Linked DNA regions of Homo sapiens: region 1 is linked to region 2. A link is a loop called in an ENCODE intact Hi-C map of the cell type or tissue named here. Cell type or tissue: CD14-positive monocyte. All regions are shown on one strand.

What was found. Peaks named below come from ENCODE experiments on the same cell type or tissue, not always from the same donor. Only the 100,000 strongest peaks of a DNase experiment are listed, where the experiment ranks them.
Region 1: it touches region 2 in a loop (2.8-fold over the local background); 11 of 110 quality-filtered maps call a loop at or near these places.

The regions. Positions count from the first base shown.
Region 1 is chr14:100,539,384-100,541,883 of GRCh38, reverse strand. BEGAIN (brain enriched guanylate kinase associated) reads left to right here. Exons shown (of 7, transcript NM_001385089.1): 6 at 1,305-1,388. It overlaps LOC124903382 (a long non-coding RNA gene), which reads right to left. Exons shown (of 2, transcript XR_007064334.1): 2 at 1-1,754. Among named protein-coding and RNA genes, the nearest start is that of BEGAIN, 47 kb to the left of the region's middle. In CD14-positive monocyte, a CTCF peak has its summit at 1,273; no DNase peak of the experiment used is centred here.
Region 2 is chr14:100,382,823-100,385,322 of GRCh38, reverse strand. All of the region lies in intron 2 of WDR25 (WD repeat domain 25), which reads right to left. Among named protein-coding and RNA genes, the nearest start is that of WDR25, 7.6 kb to the right of the region's middle. RefSeq lists an enhancer at 1,823-2,332. In CD14-positive monocyte, CTCF peaks have their summits at 23 (motif pointing left), 1,263 and 1,465 (motif pointing left); a DNase peak (open chromatin) is centred at 1,452.

The DNA.
Region 1 (2,500 bases), 160 kb before region 2:
GCTCTGCCAGAGTGTCCCGTGAGCATTTCCTCCCCGAGCCAGCAGCTGCGGCTGCTCAGGAAAGGCTCCCAGCTGTCCCAGAGCTGGCCACCTCAGACATGGACAGCCCAGGGGCTTGGGTACTCAGCCAGGTGCCCCAGGGGCTATGGGCATGGCACCGGCTTCCCAGTGGCAGCCACTCCTGGCTGTGGCTGGTGGGGCTCAGTGGCAGACCTGGGCTGGCTGGGCAGTGCCTGCAGCCCTCTGGTGCCAGGGGCAGCCGGTCGACTGGGGTCATACAAGGGGTCAGTTCTCAGCTCTCAGGCAGCCGTGCTGTTCTGTTCCTAGGAGGCCCAGGGAGGCACTGAGAGGGGTTTGGCGACTCCGACGCCCTCCACCGTGTAGGCCAAGTTGGGGGCACCAGCCTTCAGTGAGGGAGGCTCCAGGGCCGTGGTGGGGGGACAGAAAGGTGCCTGTGTCAGAGACAGCCTTGCCTGGACAGCAGGATGCCTGGTGCTGGCTGGGTTGGGACTGTGGCCAGCCCTTGCCAGGAGCAGCCATGGGGCAGCTCAGGTGGGTCACTGGGCCTCCGGGCCACCCCAGGGCTAGCTGTCAGAGCCCTCGCAGTGGGGACCCCGGAGGGGCGGGAATGCAAGCCCCAAACACAGGCACATGCAACAGAGATTTTCAGTGGCGAAGCCACACCCCTTGAGTCCTACTGTTTGCATCTGTTTTCAGCTCAGGAGGCTGAGCCAGCGCCCGCCTGGGCCTGAGGTCACACACCTGCCCAGTCCCTGCCCAGCCCTGCAGCCACACTGTTTCCAAACCACACTCTGGGAAGAGGGTTGTGAGCAGCAAGTCTGAAGTGCGGGGTGGAAGGTGCTGGGGGTTCATCCTGCCTCCCATTCCTGCCTGGCACTCCCACCCCGTCATCTTTGGAAGGACGCCGAGAGCCTGAGGGACAGGGACAGGGAGACCAGGCCTGCTCTACGAGCCTGGGGGAGCTCAGGGCCATTGGGGCTCCTTCTTCTACCACTGCCCCCCACCTTGTGGGAGGTTCCCATCTTGGCAGTGCTCAAGGGCACCAGCTAGGGCAGCGGCAGGGCCCTCCATGCTCCGGCAGCCCCAGGTCAGAAAGAGGCTCTCATTTTGCAGGCAAGAGTGTGGAGGCCAGAGAGGGCCGGAGCCAGCAGTGGGTCCTTGTCCTGCTGAGCGCACAGCAGGCCCTGTGCACACCACTGCCCCCGCTGGCCACTTGGCGCTGGTCAGGGCGGCGGGGCCTTGGCTGGGGTGAATGGCGCCAAACGCCTTCTCTTGTCTTTTAGGAGCTCTATAGGAAGGACTGCAATCTAGCGGCCCAGCTGCTGCAGTGCAGCCAGACCTACGGCAGGGTCCACAAGGTGTCTGAGGTAACGTGGCCCCGCAGCCAGGCCCACCCCGCCCCGGGACCACCGGGCTCCTTTTGTGCCAGTGCTACCCCAAAGCCATTTCCCATCTTTGAGGAGGAAGATGCCAGCTGAGCCTGAGCCTCCTCTGTCCCCCTCGCTCCTGTGGGGTCATGACATTGGAGGGGCCGCCAAAGGCACCCCACCTCACGCAGCCGGGCAGCCCCTGGCCCTCACCAGAGTCCCTTTGGCCCACCCCGGCTGCTGGTTGCCCTCGGTTTCCTTTGGGGGGCTGCTCCAGGTCCTTGCTTCCACTGAGCGCTGACACGGCAGAGTGACCTTTGTGGAGCTTCGCAGGAGCCTGTGGCTGGGCACGATGACCGGCAGTGCCTATTTCAGAAAGAAAACATTCAGGAAAGAGGGCGTGGCTGAGGCCACGTGGCAGGCAGGTAGCAGAGCCAGGACCCAGAACCAGGCCTGTCTGATGCCAAGGGCAGATGGGCCAGAGGCCCACCCCTGCCCGCCTATGGTCGCCGCACCCTGCGCACCCCGTCCCCCGACCCTCCCCTCACATGCAATCTCCCAGCCAGGCCTGTGCGTTCCTTTCCCCTGGTCCTGGGCCATGCCTGAGACACTCACAAAATAGATCAAACAGTAGCGGGACACCCCCACATGGCACCAGGCGCTCTCAGCCCTGGCCCTCAATCTTTGTTGCATCTGAGTCTGTCTTCTTCAGGAGCGCTCCAGCAGCATGACTGGGGGGCTGGGGAGTGGGTCATGCCCCCAGTAGAACCCACAGAACCCACGGGCCTGGGAGAGCAAGTCAACCCCTCGCTGGGCACAAAATGGGTGGGGTGGGGGTGGCGGGGGGTGGAGCCTTGAGTGGGGCCTGAATCAGACCTGGGTTCCGGCTTCTCCAGGCGACTGCAGCTTCTGGGCTCTCCTGGGCCCAATCAGAGTGGGGTGGGGAGAGGTGACCCAGGATCCCCAGGCAGTCACAGCACCCACACCCCTGGGAGCTTGTTCAGTACAGCGTCCTGGATCCAGGCTCCCCCTGGTGTGATTTGAGAAGCCGGGAGGCCCCCGTTCGTCTGTCTGCCTGTCGGTCATGGCTAACATCAGTCCTCAGCTTCAGG
Region 2 (2,500 bases):
GTGGCGAATATGATTTATCCACTCAAAAGACAATCCCTTCCCAAAGGCTTGCGATAAAATCCAAAAAATTTGTTTTAATTTTTATCGATCACTTAACATGTACACAATTTTGTGCCAGATGCTGGGGAATATAAAAATGGGTTCTGGCTCAGGAAGCTTAAAGTCTAGTAGGTGAAGCTGATATGCTTCCATGGCTACTTACGTAAAATAAGACATGAGCACAAGTCAAGGAAAGGAGGAAATTCTTGGGGAAAAGCAGGAACTCGAGCACACACTAAGTGCCTGCTATGTGCCAGGCATTGCACTTGGTGATTCACAACTAATATCGTTTACTTTTCACAAAAACCCAGCGAGGCATGTTTAATTCTCTCCACTTTATAGATACTCAAATGAAGGCTCAGAAGTGAGGTAACTTGCCAGAGACCACGCAACCAAGGGGCTGGCCGTAGAGGAAGGACCCAAGCAGGTCTTGTCACCCAGCCCCCAAGCTCTTCCCTCCTTCCTGATCCAGCAGGGGCCCAGAAGACACTGGCAGATTTTAACCAAAAGGCAGGGGGAAAGCACCCTGGGAAGGGTGTACTGCTGCACCCGCCTCTTTGAGCTCATTCCATGCTGCACCCACCATTTCCTCTCCTCCAGGGACTGGGCTGCAGCCAGCCAGGACTCCTGCCTGTGCCCGAGGCCCTATCCCCACTCCAGACCCACCACCCACACCCACACACTGCCTTCCCCAGATCACCAGGTCCCCAAGATCTGCCATGCTGCCCCACCTCTGACACCAAGGAGGGAAAAGAACACCATGTGCCTCCCAGCCAGGCCACGCACAAACCTGGTGGCCCAGCAAGCCTGAGGCCTCAGCCGGGACTTCTGGCCACAGCTCCTGCCTGGCTCCCCGCCGGTTCCCAATCTGTCTTCCCATCCTGGCTCCTCCAGCCCCTGCCATACACTCTTCACACTGAAAAGTTGTTCAAAGTCAATTTGCCCAAAACCAATTTGCCAAATAACCCCATCACTGAAAACTGACAAATATCTTAAAACAGAGAGGGCCCTGGCCCACCATTTGTATCTATGGCTTATAAAAGCCCTAATGTTCACGACACCACAGTAAAAAAAGAGGGTCAGGAGATGCCAACCCTAGCAGCCATGCTGACCCTGGCCCAACCTCATGACAGCAAATGTGCTCTGCCCTGGGAAGGAACCCAGGGTGCACAGTGCAGTGGGTGGGGCTCCCCAGAAGCTGCCTGGCAGCCCAAGGGGCCCATGCCAGTGTCATCACCTGCAGCACACACAGTCTCCTCGGGACAGGCGGGCACAGCTGCGGCGCCTGGCCCCACCCAGGGCAGCCCCACAGACCCGGACCCAGGTCTCTGAATCGCCCAGGAGCAGGGCATTCCTACCACAGTCCCTCAGTCTGAGCCACCCTCACTGCCATTCCAAGCTGGGCCCACTGCGCCCTCTTCTGGTCATGAGGTGTCACAGTTAGTTGGCTGCTCACAGTTTCCCCTCCATGGGGGCAGAAACGTCTCTCCCCCCACGTCCCCAGTGGCACCGTGCCTGGCACATTTGTCTACTCCACAAGGCCAGAAATCAATGCCTCTACTCAGGTGCTCTCTGCTCAAAAACTACCATGGGGATGCTTCTGTTTAGGAAATCTAAATTTCCCAGGCAAAAGTGACCCAAGCTGCCACTCTGCCAGCAGGGCCCAGGGAGCACTTCACGCCACCAGGCGAAGGCCAGTCCCACAGGGCCCCAGGTCTGCCCCTCACCATCAGGAGAGAGAACTCCAGAGGTGAGCGGGCAGGTAAAAGAAGGCCTCAACAGGAAGGTGAGCACAGGGAGGACAAGGGCCACCACTTGAACTCCAGGGCCAGTCAGACACTGCCCAGGCCCACCAGCAACCCTCCAGATGGGCTTCCCATCCTCCAGCCCTTGCAGCGCAGACTTGGGAAGGAGAGCAGAGAAGCCCCGGGGCCACAGGATCAATCCCAGCATGCTGTGATCCACGCCAGGGATGCCAGAAGCCTCCGCGCACACTTCACAGCCCCCGGAATGGCAGGAAAAGCACCAAAGACCTAAGTGGAAAATCCTGGAACTCCAGGCTGAAGAGAGAATATGACGTTCTCTCCCACAGGACTCTGAGTCTTGCTAGAAAAGAGCACAGACAAGCCACTTCAGGACTCCAGTTCGCCACTTAAAAATGCCACCCATCAATTCAGCTCATTTCAAAGACATCTCTATACTTGGAGCTTCCTTTCTTCACTTAAGAAAATGTTTCCGAGGGAGAAAAGCTCAAAATGTAATTTGCAAGAGAAAAGATGTAGGAAAGTTGGTTCCAGAACTCTGAGGAAACAAGGGCAAGGGAACCACCATTTACTGAGCGCCTATGAGGTACCTGGCTCTGTGCAAGGCACTTTTTCAGCATTTTTCTCACATGAGCACATGACCCAGGTATGATTTTGCCCTTTTACAAATGAGACACTAGACTCCACAGGAAGGCAGC